3 separate regions of the Homo sapiens genome follow, and regions 2 and 3 are each linked to region 1. Evidence: chromatin contacts called from ENCODE Hi-C or POLR2A ChIA-PET data. All regions are on one chromosome and are shown on one strand. The core of a region is the stretch at or near the end of the contact, and the rest is flanking DNA. Distances in the headings are between cores, read along the strand shown. Region 1 holds the start of IKZF5 (IKAROS family zinc finger 5). Region 2 holds the start of FAM53B (family with sequence similarity 53 member B). Region 3 has its middle 29 kb from the start of ZRANB1.

The links. A loop is a pair of places that touch in the nucleus more often than their neighbours do. ChIA-PET counts read pairs that join two places held with the same protein, here RNA polymerase II (POLR2A). Pooled maps may share reads with other maps.
Region 2: a loop to region 1 is called in a pooled map, with 5 times the contacts of the local background. The contact joins the promoter of FAM53B here to the promoter of IKZF5 in region 1. A Hi-C loop is called at or near these places in 7 of 50 pooled maps. POLR2A ChIA-PET finds 5 or more read pairs at or near these places in 2 of 52 experiments (GM12878 and activated B cell).
Region 3: a loop to region 1 is called in a map of CD8-positive, alpha-beta T cell, with 4 times the contacts of the local background. The contact joins the enhancer-like site here to the promoter of IKZF5 in region 1. A Hi-C loop is called at or near these places in 4 of 168 maps with a recorded cell type or tissue (B cell, CD4-positive, alpha-beta T cell, CD8-positive, alpha-beta T cell and 1 more), 4 of 37 single-sample maps with no recorded cell type and 13 of 50 pooled maps. POLR2A ChIA-PET finds 5 or more read pairs at or near these places in 2 of 52 experiments (CD4-positive, alpha-beta T cell and Panc1).

What each region holds. Positions count from the first base shown.
Region 1 is chr10:123,006,710-123,011,583 of GRCh38, forward strand. IKZF5 (IKAROS family zinc finger 5) reads right to left here and starts at 2,086. Exons shown (of 5, transcript NM_001372123.1): 1 at 1,985-2,086; 2 at 317-467. It overlaps ACADSB (acyl-CoA dehydrogenase short/branched chain), which reads left to right and starts at 2,297. Exons shown (of 11, transcript NM_001609.4): 1 at 2,297-2,362. The coding sequence starts at 2,321. RefSeq lists enhancers at 1,363-1,592, 1,873-2,202.
Region 2 is chr10:124,742,423-124,746,888 of GRCh38, forward strand. It overlaps FAM53B (family with sequence similarity 53 member B), which reads right to left and starts at 1,956. Exons shown (of 5, transcript NM_014661.4): 1 at 1,591-1,956. RefSeq lists silencers at 835-914, 1,005-1,214, 1,535-1,694, 1,745-1,854, 1,875-1,924 and 1 more.
Region 3 is chr10:124,910,443-124,915,461 of GRCh38, forward strand. No RefSeq gene overlaps it. Among named protein-coding and RNA genes, the nearest start is that of ZRANB1, 29 kb to the right of the region's middle. Within about 2 kb of position 1,475, at least 4 of the 41 ENCODE cell types and tissues checked have a DNase peak (open chromatin) inside an H3K27ac peak, as active enhancers do.

The DNA.
Region 1 (4,874 bases), core at 836-3,335:
CCTATACACATAAAGTGATTACAGTTCAATAGATGTGTTTACCCTCCATAGCCTAATAATTATGGTCACTGAGATTTACTCTGCTATAGAACACATATAAACAGACAACGTTGACAAATAAGGATTGGTTTCTATGGAGTAACATGGGCCTTCCAAAATAATTGGAACACAATTCCTGATTTCAGAACTGTCAAAAACTCTTGAAGGCAAAAAAAGAAATTATGAGGCTCTGAGAAATCAGAAATCAAAACATAAAAATAAAACATAAGTAAAACCATGTTGAAAGAAATCCAGAAGAGAAATTATACAATCTAACCTTTTCACCCCAAATCTGTTCCTCCTTTTTCTTGCCACTCCAACATTGATGAAATGTAGAGTAATTGAAATTTACTTCGGAGATACAGCAAGGGACTCCAAAAGGCCATGGAGAGAGAATTTCAACTAAAATTGAAAAGCCATACAGAGGTCTGCATAAAAAACAAACAGCACACCACAAATCAAAACCTTTAAGATAAAAACTTAATTAGCATCTACAGGTTGAATGAGCTAGTAACTTATGCCAATCTTATCATTACATTAGCTGAAAAGAAAACGAACTGACAGATTAATCAAAGAACAAAGCAGTAGCTTCACTTCAGCAAAAGCTCCATAGGATCACCAAAGAATAACTGGTGTGACTACCGTTTTCTCACTGGTGGATTAGTTTTTGGCAAGATTTTTAATGTCTAAATTTAAGTTAAACTTCAGTTTAAAGAAATTAAGATTAACTTCATTTAGTCACAGCACACTTCCAAAACGGTCAAGCTTAGTACTGCTGAACAGCTGTAGTTGCATAAAAACAACGCATAGTCCTAAGTAGGGAAATGGGAAAGGGCTTTAAATACAAAAACAAAAAAAACATGCACACCCGATAAGGGCACATCTGAATCCCATCCTTCTTATCCTATCATAACACAAAACAGCTACGGTTTTCTGGGAAACATCCTGGACCGCTAGGGGAAAATAACACCAGACATTTCAATTCACTGTAACGAACTCTCATCAATAATAATAACCTTTAGCTGTTGTGACAACACGACATAAATCAAAATTAAATTGAATTTTTAAAATTGTTAGTTCCTACGTTTAAAAAAAAGTTGTTTTAAATACATTCTGTTCTTTCAAAACTGAATTTCCTCAGATCACACAATTTAAGACGCCTTTATGTCTTCTTCCGCTTGTCACACGTCTTTCGGGTTCTGACCAGCACATCAAGGGGACTCTAAGCAGGCCACGTGGTTAGTGTTTGCTAGAACTTGTTTAGCTTCAGATCCAGTCATCGAGCATGCTAGGCTTGGCTACTCGCGCTCCACACAGTTTATCCAAAGATCTAAACCCCGAATGAACCTGAATAGTTATTTGCTACAATGTCTTTCTCAAATCTCACATGTTCCTAAAATAAGGGTGCCCATGCAGTAGAGACGGATCCGGGCAGGATCATTAGATAAAATACGAAGGCTTTAAACGTCCTTCTCCCAACAATCAGCCTGGGACCGGCGTCGGGGCAGCAGCCTCACCAAGATTCGGAGCGACATCCTCGCCAGGATTCGAAACACCTAGGAGACCCGCGCCCGGCTGACTCCCAGCCCCTGGGACCCCGTGAAGACGCAAACCTCGGGACGCCTCCCGCAGAACCACCTGTCAGAGCCAAGCAACAGTCCCCGCCCCGGAGCCTCCGAGCTCCTGCTCGAAGGCAATGACAGCAGGAGACCCCGCTCCCTCGGGGTTCTCGCGGCCATAGGCGCCGCAGTCCACTGCCCTCCGGCTAAAGAGGTCCCGGGCCATCACCTGCCCGCCTACCGACCACGCCCGACCCTCCACTGAACTGAGTCTCCGTCCGGATCAGCCGGCCCGCCACGAACCCAGCTCCAGTCTCCGGCCGCTCCTTCTTATCCGCCCTGTCCTGCCGCGTCGCCGCCGTCCGAGCCGGCAGCCTGCTACTTACCTCCTGACAACTGCATGGAGTAAACCACACCGCCTTGTTAAATGCCGTCGCCGCCGCCGCCGTCTTCGTCACCGTCACAGTCGCCGCCGCCATCTTTGTTGTGTCTCCGACTCCCTTCCCGCCCCCCTGCCTTGCTCAAGTCTCGCGTGAGCAGGATGGAGGGCGAAAGCGAGGAGGGGCCTGTTTGTCTCTCTTGGGGTTCCGTAGGCAGCAGGGGGCAGGGATTAAGGGGGGGTGTGTGCGGGGCGGGTACTGAGTGGGCGGGGCCTTGCTCGGGTAACTCCCAGGGGCTGGCTAGAGACCCAGAGGCGCAGAGCGGAGAGGCCTGCGGCGAGGATGGAGGGCCTGGCAGTGCGGTTGCTGCGCGGCAGCAGGCTGGTGAGTGCGTTCGAGGCTGGCGTCCTGGGGGCCCAGGGCGACCTTGGCCCCTGGAATCGCAGCTGGCAGAGCCTTCTAACGGGCCTCGGGGCGCCGGCCTGAGCCCCGCTCCACGTCCTGGGTCCCCAGACTCTTTACCCGCGGGCAGTCTATGACCCCGACCCCCTTCAGGCCTCTGGTGGAGGCAGCTGGTGGCAAGGGGGTCGGGGCTGTCTAGAAGCTGCTTTGGCGGAGCAAGTACCTTGAGTGGAGTCGGAGGGTCGCGTCCGCAAGATGTCCTTTGCAGGCCGTTGCGTCCTGAGAGCCACCGAGTCTGGATCTCTGGATCTCTGGATGCATTTTGCACAGATGTCACCTCCCTGATGCCCTAACGCACCTTTCCCGAGTGATTACATTTCACACCCCCTCCCCCAAAAAAGATAGTTAAAATATAGGCCCAGTCTCATTCTGAGCAGGTGTCTCCCTGTCCTTCCTTCCGCGGCCCCGCTCAAAGGTAGTAAGGGACTTCGGAGTTGTTCGGGCTTCCCGGCCAGGGACAGAGTTCCCTCTGCCCCTTATCTCATGTCTGGAGCCTGGGTATCTTCCGTGGATAGACTCACCGCCGCCCAGGGGAGCCGGAGCCGGTGCCGGTCCCTCTTCCATGAACTTAAGCTGAAACCAGCCTCTTGTTGTGCTTAATTCTTATCTGTGCACCCACACAAACTGTTAACAGCCCCTGTGTTAACATCCTATGCTCTTCACCCCTTGGACCTATTATATAGCATGCTTTTCAGAACATACACATTTGGATACACTTGTATTTGTCAGTACACTTCACTGGGAATTTTCCCACTGCTTACGTGTGCTTTTAATGTTTCCTTTGCATTTGCTTTAATGAGTTAGGCTTTCCAACTGCTGCTTCAGTCTTATGCCCAGAGGCAGAACTCTGACCCTTTTTCTTATTAGAGATAATTAATGTTATTTGACTGTTTTACAGGCCTGAAGTGCAATAAAAAACAGTAAGTGATTATTGTTTAATACTGTTTATAATTGTTGGTTAATAACTTAGCAAAGAAAATTTCTTTGGTTTTACAATTTGACTCTGTTTTAGAGCCAAAATTTATTGACCGCATACTCTGTGGTAGGCACGTTCTCGTTCTACCTGAGTCATCTCAATTCTCACAACCATCTTAACAAGTAGTTTAATCTTGCAGATGCTGAAAAAGAATAATAGCTTGCCCACAGATAGAAAGGGATAGAGCTGGTGGTATTCGAACTCTGGTCTGATTCTAAACTTAACCTTCATATACTACTGTCTCCCCGTCCTTAGAGATATCAAAAACCTATTTTGTTTGAACTTTTGGTTTATTGTGGCTTATAGTCCTTTATAGTTTTTGAAGCTCTTTTACATAAATTAGCTAAATTGATTGAACATCGACTGTAGCATAGTGGTTAAGAACGTAGGTTCTGTAGCTAGGCTGCTTGGATCTGAACCCAGGCCCTCTCACTTCCTAGTGGTATAACCTTGGACAGGTTATGCTTTGGGTCTCAGTTTCCTGGTCTGTAAATGGAGAGAATAATTGTGCGTATTCCAAAATTGTTGTGAAAATTAAATGAGCTCATATGTTCATGTAAGGCACTTAGAATAGTGCTCGGAATGTAGTCAGCTCTCGGTAAATATCAGCTCTTACTGCCATGCACGAAGCATTGTGTGCTATGCCAGATGTAATAATGAATAAAATACTCTACCTCCAAGAAGTTTATCTTTTAGAGGAAAGGTTAGAACTATGTGCAACTAACCCCATGTCATGTAGGTGTGGAACAAATCCTAAGGGGCTACAGTCTGCGTGCAGATTCAGAAGATAGAAATGACTAGGACCATTGGGGAAGTGATAGGCTCTTTGGAAGCTGGGTTAGAGTTTAGGAGGGGAAAGGAGTGGTCAGAAAACTGCAACAAAAGGGGACTGAGGCCACTTTAGGGAATTGGGGGTTGATCCTTTTGGATTGTTAGGAGCCATTGAAGGTCAAGAGCTTTGGAGTTTCCTCATGCCACAGTGTAGGTAGATGGCTGTGGACACAAGTGGCATGGAGTGGGGAGAAATGCAAGGTAGGGCTAATTTTGGTTTCTATCCAGAGGCAAATGGAAAGCTAGCATTTACTCACTTATTGTAGACCAGGGACAGCATTTTACACCCACTACCCTATTTACTCTTCCTGTAAACCTCTGAAGTAGGTATATTAGTGGCTTCATCTTGCAAATGAGGAACTCGGAGGCAATAACCAGTGTTCCCAAGTCACATAACAATCAGATTGCAATGCTGACCTTCAGCCTACCCCTGCCTTCTCAGAAGGTCTCTCCTAGTCCTGCAGATGGATTAGAACTGTCCTGCCCATTTGGTCTAAGCAACCCAATTAGTGGAGAATTGGACCTTGTAGTTAACCTGTGGTTCCAAAGCATTTTAATGTAGCTTGATATCTTTTTTTTTTTTTTTTTGAGACGGAGTCTTACTCTGTCGCCCAGGTTGGAGTGCTG
Region 2 (4,466 bases), core at 706-3,205, 1.7 Mb after region 1:
TTCACCTGGTCGGCTGACTCCATTCCTTCCCAAGTCCTCAAACCAGGTGGCATCTTTTAAACGAGTCCAGGATCTGGAGCAAGGAGGAATCTCCCTGCCAGCCGGTGGGGACTGCTGGGAACACATATGCTAGCATGTCATTTGGAAGTCTGCTAATATGTTGTAAGCAGCACAAGACGCTTGCCTGGCTTCCCAGGCCAATAAACAATGCCATTCCAACTCCTGCAGCAGTCAATAGGAAACAGTCCCTTTTCTCCACCATCCAACAATTGAACAAACATTTGTTCCTGTTGAACAACCGTCAGCCTGGCTCCATCTGCACCCGCTCCTGCAAGGCGAGCGCGGCGGCGAAGGCGACGGCACAAATGCCCACCCCAGGATCCCAGACCCGGAATGCAAGCCATTCCGGGGGCCACTTTCCTAACACCACCGAGTCCGGAGATTGTACCGTATGGAAGACTCGGAGTGTGGCCTATAGGAGGCAGAATCCCATTCATCAAACGCTGCAAAGAGCTTTTCTTTGTTCACCATCGTCCTAAGTACAGTACGTGTTAATGAGCCCGGGCGGTCAGATGGAAGGAGCTCGGCTTCAGGGGGCGTCCGAACGCGAGGGACCCGGGCAAACCTGTCCGCGCGGTTCGTCGCTGCTGCGGCGCCCCGGCCCGTACTACAAGCATTGTTCCCCAAGTCCGAAAATGGGGGTGGAGAGCTGGGGGCTGGGGGACAAGGTGGGGGGGCGGGGGGAGCGAGAACACACTTGGGACAACACAAACCGCAAACCCTCCCCGGATTCTGGGTGTCCTCGTTTCTTTCGTCTCTGCCCCAAGAGAAACCCTGAGCGGGGAACCTGACTCCCACGGGCTTGCAAAATCCAAGACTAGCAAAAATGTGACTCGACCAGTGTGCCTGTGCCGGACGGCCCTTCTCGCCATGTGCAAAAGCCACGCCGGCGCGGACGCCCCCACTCCGCAAGCCCCAGCGGTGGCCTCCCCGCGGGCTTCCCCCGCCCGGGACAGAATGCCCCCTCACCCCCATCCTGACCGCCCCGGACAGTCCAGCAGCAGCGGAGCCCGCCGCCTCGCTCCCGCACCCCGGGGGTGGCGGGTGCAAACTTCCGCGAACAAAAGAGTTGTCTGCAAACGATGCGGGAACTTCGGGGCGAATGGGGCCGCCCGGCTCCCGAGACTCCGCGCCTCCTCCGCAGCGGCTAGTCAGGGCTCAAGTTGAGACGCGGAGAGGACACCCCCGGGCGCAGCAGTCCCCGCGCCCGCCCGCCCTGGCCTGGGGAGCGCAGACTTTTCCGCCGCAGCCAGGCTTGTTCTTCCCCATGCCTGTGCTCTGACAAGTCTCACGCCTGCATCAGGGGCGAGACCGAGCGCCCGGAGAAACCGCCCGACCCAACCCAAAGGCGAAACAAGGCAGAAAAAAAGGAAACCAGCAACATTAGGAAAAAAGAAAAAAAAAAGGCAAGCCCATTGCGCACGCGAGCCGGGCTCCCTCCAGCCAGCGGCCGGGACGCACACGGCCCGGACCTCGCTCGGGGCCAGCCCCCCGGCCACCGCCGCCGCCGCCCGGCCCCGGGTCGCTTACTGTGCGCGGCGGGGCGCTCCGGGCGCGGACCCCGCGCCGTCACCGCCAGCGCTCGCCAAGTCGTCCGGGGTGCCCGCCGCGCGTCCGCCGCGCGCACGCTCGCCTGCCGGCGCCGAGCGCTTTGTACGAGCGACTCCCGGGGAGGAGGAAATCGACTTGTCACTTCCTGAAGTGTTTGCAACTCGTCCCTTTAACCGGCACCGGCCAGGCCGCCCGCACCCGCCGCCGCCGCGGAGCCGCCAGACCGCGGCTGCGTGAACTCGGCCCGGCGCTTAGCGGGCGGTGTCGCGGGCCCGGGCGCTAGGCGCGGCGGCGGCGTGCAGGAGGCAGGCGGCGTGCGGCGGCGGCGGCAGGCGAGTGTGCAGTGCGCGCAGCCGCCGATGGGCGGGGAGTGAGGGACTCGCGGCGCGCCGCCGGCGGGGCTAGAGGGCGTCCTGCGGGCTCAGCCGCGCGCCGCTCGCCGCGCTCGCGCCTGCGAGGCCCCGGGACGCGGGAAGTGGCCCCGGGCCTGGGCCGCGCCACCGCGGCTGCCCGGGCCCCGCGCCAGAGGCCCTACGGGCTTCTCTCCCCGCCCCCAGCACGAGCCGGGATGAAAACGCTGGGCCGCATAGGCTTCAGGCGTCCAGCTTCCGGGTTGTTAGATGCCGAGGTTCAAAAGAAACGATCACTTCAGTGGCGTGCAGGACAGCGGGCGGGTGGGGTCGGGGAGGGGGGACCTTAAAGTGTTGTCACACTTTGGGAAAATAAAGCGCAAATTTCCTAACTCGGGGCGCTGTGACTGTGTACTTCAGAAGCCACATCCAAAATACATGCAACTGGCGAAGGAAGGATTTGTGGTTGCTAAGCAGAGGCAGAGCATGTTTAGTTCTGTAACTTAGGATGTTGACTTAAGTTCAGGAATGTAACCCTGATAGAATAAGCAGAGTATTTTCATTGTGCTGCTCACCTGGGGGAGGGGGATTGTTTTCCTTGTGAAGCCCTAGATTTCCCATTACTCCTTCCTACTGGTGTATGTTATTTTATTGACCTTGTATCCAAAAAGCGATTTTTAAAGAGAAGTTTTTTTAAAACTCCCTATGCCTGTTTTGTGTTCTCCTTTGCCAAAAAAACAAAACACCTCATTACTTTACATGGATTGTGTCTGCGCCATTTGAATGGTTCTATTCATAAATAAGGAAACTTTTTCTGTTGCTTCTAGGAACATTTAATTGGTTTTAATCCAATGTTTCAATCCCAGTATCAAACATAAATGAACAATTAACTTCTTGAGCTTTGTGTGCTTGGGAAACTATTATATTTCATGGCTATTGCTGAAATATTTCAGAATATCATCACACCGGACCCATTCTTTTCAGAAAAGCATGAACTGACATCTCCTTTCACACTACAGCTCGCTCCACTGAGTTCTGCTGCATGATTAGAATGGACAGCAATCAGTGGAAAGGATATGAGTCTATTCATTTCAAGTTACATGATGTGGGATAGAGTCAGTTCATCCTAGAAAGCCAAAATGAGCTAACATACAGAATACAGCATACTAAGATATTGATATCCTTACCCATATACGTTGCTTTTTAAAAATGCATTAAGGACCAATCTTGAAAGGAACAAGATCCAAGAACCGATGGTGAACAAAAGAAGGCCCAAGGAATAATCTAAGAATGCTGCTATGCTTAACGAAAAGAGTCAGTGTTTCCCTAAAGCCATCTGATATCACACAATCACCTCAGCCTTTCAGAGCTTTAAGGACAGAGTTTAATTTACTAACGTTTTATTAGGAAGCCTAGAGTGACTCCTGCTGGCAAACATTCAGTTTATTCCTACAATTACTAGTTCATCAGGTCAACTTAAAAAACAAGATGCAGGGTCCCAGGCCTGGAAACAATTATTACAACCATTATTCTTGTTGCTTTCAGGATGATTTGCGTTTCACATTCCAAGGATGGTGGTCATGGCCAGTTCCTCTGCTGTAACACCTCCTTTCCAACCTAAAGCAGCCTGTTTTTCTGGTTCTGAGGCTTTCTTGAGGCTGTCTAGAATATACTTGCTTAAGAAGTTATGCTATTAACCAATAAATAGTTACTTCTCATTTTCTAGATTTGTATCTCCAAAGGCTAAAAAGATATGCATACATTAAGACCTGTGTCACACTTAACCTTCCATACTATAGGTTCTTCCCACATGATATAATAATCCTACAGCTATATTATAAAACATCCTCACTTCTTAGTGCTCAGCTCCATAGTTCTTTACTAAGAAAAAATTCTACCCAAAAGGTTGTTGTTATATTAGAGTTCTGCTCAATTCAGAAGAGTAGCTAAAAATGTAGAACTCTAGATTTAAAGCTATGTAAAAGCTGCAATGGGGTGGGGACATGGAGCTAAACTGTCTATCTTTGTTCAATCCAAAATGGTCAAAACCAGATTTTGCACACAACCAGACACCTAAATGCAAATTCATAGGCCAATTTAGGAATAAATCCATAAATAATCTAAAAACTATTACTTGTAACTTTTCCATTATCACCAACCAACGCTAACCTGATTAAGCCGGAGAACACCCTGGGAAATATAAAATGCAGGGATTACTTGCAGTCTTTTACATCAAGACCAATATATGACGGCCCGGCACAGTGGCTCACGCCTGTAATCCCAGCACTTTAGGAGGTCAAGGCGGGCGGATCACTTGAGGTCAGGAGTTTGAGACTAGCCTGGCCAACATGGTGAAACCTCATCTCTATTAAAAATACAAAAATTAGCCAGGCATGGTGGCAGACACCTGTAATCCCAGCTACTCAGGAGTATGAGGCAGGAGAATCGCTTGAACCTGAGAGGCAGAGGTTGCAGTGAGCCAAGATCGCACCACTGCACTCCAGC
Region 3 (5,019 bases), core at 225-2,724, 1.9 Mb after region 1:
AGACCAGTCCTAGCACAGACCAGGATTTTGAAATGTCAAACAAGCTGTATTTTCTCTGATGCTTCACAAGCATATCTGGTCCTCTCAGGAGAGATTTTTTTTTTCAGGCAGATTTGTGGTGGACATAGAGGAAGGTCACAGGATGGTACTATGTTCCACAAAACTGTGTCCTGTACTGCATGCATACAGATTAGGCAACATTATTAAATACGTTTATTTCCTTTCTTTCCTTCCTTCCTTCCTCCCTCCCTCCCTCCCTTTCTTTCTTCCTTTTTTTTTTTTTTTGAGACAGAGTCTTGCTCTGTCGCCCAGGCTGGAGTGCAATGGCGTGATCTTGGCTCACTGCAACGTCTGCCTCCCGGGTTCAAGCAATTCTCTTGCCTCGGTCACCCGAGTAGCTGGGATTACAGGCACCCACCACCACGACTGGCTAATTTTTTGTATTTTTAGTAGACATGGGGTTTTGCCATGTAGACCAGGCTGGTCTCGAACTCCTAACCTCAGGTGATCCACCTACCCGGGCCTCCCAAAATGCTGGGATTACAGGAGTGAGCCACCGCACCTAGCCTGTTACATTGCATTTTCTACTGTTAAGATGTTTTTTCCACTTGGGAATCATGTTGATCATACACAGAGAATGGAAGATACGTTGCAGTTTATACAAATGACATTTTCTGCAACGCGTCTGAGAACATGTTCTTGTAACAACTGAACATTTCTAACATTTCTTTTGAGGGGAACACCCATTTTATAACACTTTCTACTTAAAAGCACAGATCCCTCAAAGACCCTGAGTAAGCTGGATCCGTTACCATTTCCTTTAGCAGAGCGCCTTCGATTTCCCTTAGCTGCATATGTCCACCTCTGCGGGGGGCTCCACAGCCTCAGCCTGATCTTTCCGTCCTAGGCCTGATTATGGACTGCCAAGACTTTTTGGAGAAAGCAGTTTCTTGTCGCTCTTCTTTTTTCATTCTTCTTGATTTGCTTCCCTCTAACTATTGTCCCGAATCTCCTCCAGTTTCCAGAGCAACCCTCAGCAGGAGACTCTGTGCTTGATTCACCAAGGAGGAGAAAGGGTTTGAACTCCACTCCATCACCTCTGTCTCACCCACCAAAACCTCCCTAGAGCTGTTTTTCACAGCTTCCTCTCCTCGTTTCTGAGGAAGATAGGGCTTTCTTGCTTGCCAACACAAATCACTGTGCTCTGAATTTTACCTCCCTTCTGGATTTCAGTCCTTTTACCCCCTCTACATCTCTCCTCCATTTATAAAAGTGCTCAGAGATGCCCATTCTTTAAAATAAATACCTAAAAGAAAACAAAACCTTTCCCTTATTTTTGTTACTGCCCTAATCTAGTCTTATATCTCCTGCTTTCCTTTCACTGCCAGACGTCTTGGACTTGTGGTTTATAATCACATGGCTTCAGCTTTTGAAACTTGGCTTCTCTCCCTACCATCCTACTGAGAACTGTTCTCTAGAAGGTCACTGAGTCTCTTGTTTGTCAGATCCAGTGGCCTTTCCTCCGTTCTAATGCTCGAAATCTGTAGCATCTGACAATTTTTATTACCATGTGCTTCAGGCTCACTGTACCCTCGGCTTCCAGAACACCGTACTACCAGCTTCATCTCCTACCTTTCTGACCACTCCTCTTTTTTTTTCCTTCGGTAGTTCTTTCTTCCCCACTCCTGTGGCTTCCATACTAAATTCTACATAGAGAGCTCCCTGATGTTGATCTCCAGGATTGCCCTACACATTTCAGACCAGCATTTCCCCCACCAGCCATTCCCTTCCTCCTGAGTCCAGGATCTCCTGATTCAAGGGTCCACATCTCCTCTGACCCAGTTCCTCTCTTGCGTGTCCCACTGTTGCACATACTGCCGTCACTCAGAGTTCACGGACTTTTTTTTTTTTTTTTTTTTTGGTGACAGGATCTTGCTCTCTTGCCCAAGCTGGAGTGCAGTGGCATGATTATAGCTCACTGCAGCCTTGAACTCCTGGGCTCAAGCAATTCTCCCTCCTCAGTCTCCTGAGTAGCCAGGACAACAGGTGTGAGCCACTGAGCCTGGCAGGTTAAAAATTATTTTTTGTAGCAATGGGGTCTCATTATGTTGCCCAGTTTGGTCTTGAATTCCTGGCCTCAAGCGATCTTCCACCTTGGCCTTCCCAAGTGCTAGAATTACAGGCATGAGCCACTGCTCCTGGCCCACTCTCTGACTTTTGATTCTTTCTTCTGCCTCAGAGTTAGTCACTGGCAAATTCTGAACATTGCACTGTCTCCCATTTCACTCTTGGCCCTCCTTTCCATTCCCACAGCTACTTTGGTTTTAGGTCCTTGTCTCTTCTCTGCCCCTGTTTCTACTTCTGCCCTCATTTGTCTCACAGACATTCCAGGTAAAGGTGGGCAGCTCCAATACTGGCACCTTCCTGCTCAAAACCTCTTTATGGCTTTCTACTGTTAATGGAACTACAGATCCACAATTTTGCATGCAAAACTTTCACAAAAATGCAATATGGATTTATGAACTCTACAGTTAGTTTGGGAAAAACTGAAATGAAAGCCAGAACAAACTATCAACAAAACTATACTGTCTCTACCCTTTACTACAAAGGTTTTTTTTTTTTTTGAGATAGGGTCCTGCTCTGTTGTCCAGGGTGTAGTGCAGTAGTGCCATCATGGCTCACTGCAGCCTGGACCTCGCAGGCTCAAGCAATTCTCCTGCCTTGGCCTCCCAAAGTACTAGGATTAGAGGCATGAGCCACTGCACCCAGCCTAATATAAGGTTTCTAAGAAAAGGAAATTAAAAACCCCAAAAAGACAGTGGATACTTTTTCCAAATGAAATATTTCTCAGAGTCCAGATAAACATAAGTAGAATGTCAATTCGGTAGGTGTGCCAAACAGCCACCGTTCTGTAACTGTGACAATGCCCTCTGCTGTATTTATTGATGATATCTTTTTAATTCAAATATAGTGGAACATTTGACCATGGAATCAAGAGTTCTGTGTTCTGCTGGGCATGGTGGTATGTGCCTGTAATCCTAGCATTTTGGGAGGCAGAGGCAGGAGGATCGTTTGAATCCAGCAGTTCAAGATAAGCCTGGGCAACAAAGACTTTGTCTCTACTAAAAATTTAAAAATTAGCCAGGTATGGTGGTGCATGCCTGTAGTCCTAGCTACTGGGAAAGCCAAGGTGGGAGGATCACTTGAGCCCAGGAGTTTGAGGCTGCAGTGTGCTATGATTGCACCACTGCACTCCAGCCTGGGTAACAGAGTGAGATCTTGTTTTCACAAAAATAAAAAAATAAAAGAAATAAAGAGTTATGTGTTCCTGTTCGAATTGCAGAGTTAATTGGTCTAGCTCTTGTTAAGTCACTTAACATCTTTAGGCATTAATTTCCATATCTGCAATCTTTTGGGGTTTGAGGACTGTTTTGTCGGTAGTTCTCAATACTGGCTGCACGTTTCAGGTACCTGGGGAGTGGGTTTAAAACACATCCACAGGCCGGGCGCGGTGGCTCATGCCTGTAATCCCAGCACTTTGGGAGGCCAAGGCAGGTGGATCATGAGGTCAGGAGATCAAGACCATCCTGGCTAATATGGTGAAACCCCGTCTCTACTAAAAAATACAAAAAAAAATTAGCCGGGCATGGTGGCGGGCGCCTGTAGTCCCAGCTACTCAGGAGGCTGAGGCAGGAGAATGGCGTGAACCCGGGAGGTAGAGCTTGCAGTGAGCCAGGTTCGTGCTACTGCACTCCAGCCTGGGTGACGGAGTGAGACTCTGTCTCAAAAAAAAAAAAAAAAATAAATAAATAAAAATAAAAAATAAATCAAACAAAACATATCCATGCCCAGGCCCCCCTCTTAGGGATTGTTTCGATAGGACATCTGTCTCTCTCTCTCTCTTTCTATTTTTTTATTTGTTTGTTTGTTTGTTTTTTTAGACAGAGTCTCACTCTGTTGCCTAGGCTGGAGTGCAATGACACGGTCTCGGCTCACTGCAACCTCTGCCTCCTGGGTTCAAATGATTCTCGTGCCTCAGCCTCCCACGTAGCTGGGGTTAAAGGCACGTGCCACCATGTCCGGCTAATTTTTGTATTTTTAGTAGAGACAAGGTTTCACCATGTCGGCCAGGCTGGTCTCAAACTCCCGACGACCTCAGGTGATCTGCCTGCCTCGGCCTCCCAAACTGTTGGGATAATAGGCGTGAGCCACCGTGCCCGACCTATAATTACAGGTCTTTCTTTCTTTCTTTTTTTTTTTTTTTTGAGACGGAGTTTTGCTCTTGTTGCTCAGGCTGGAGTGCAATGACACAATCTCAGCTCACTGCAACCTCCGCCTCCGGAGTTCAAGAGGTTCTCCTGCCTCAGTCTCCCAACTAGTTGGGACTACAGGCATGCACCACGACGACCGGCTAATTTTTTGTATTTAGTAGAGATGGGGTTTCACCATGTTGGTCAGGCTGGTCTCAAACTCCTGACTTCAGGTGATCCACCCACCTCGGCCTTCCAAACTGCTGGGATTACAAGGGTGAGCCACCGTGCCTGGCCATAATTACGGTTATTTCTGTCTTACTCTTTTCTCTATGCTGTAGTTTCCTCACTAAGATGTGTCTTACCTTTGTAGGCTTCTTATTCATTGGTACGTGATATTCACTATTTACTCAACTGAGGAAGGAGATAATAAACTTTATCCCAGTGATATCCCATTTCCTTCCCAAAATAAACTACAACTCAAGCGAAACAAAAACACCTAATTCTGTGATTCCTGTTAGTTTGTAACTGAGAGGCTCTGCAGTCTGAATTCAGGAAGGGGAAGCTGGAGGAATTCAGGAGCTCTTAAAGAAAATATTTTCAAAGTTGAAATGTTGGCCTAACTATTGTTCTTAACATGGTAACATGGTGTTTGATCTGATCTACAATTGTGTTCATTATACGTTAATTATATATATAGCTCATATATATAAATATATATGAGAATGTATGTTAAGTTTTGCAGGCAAAAGACTTGCAATTTAAACTC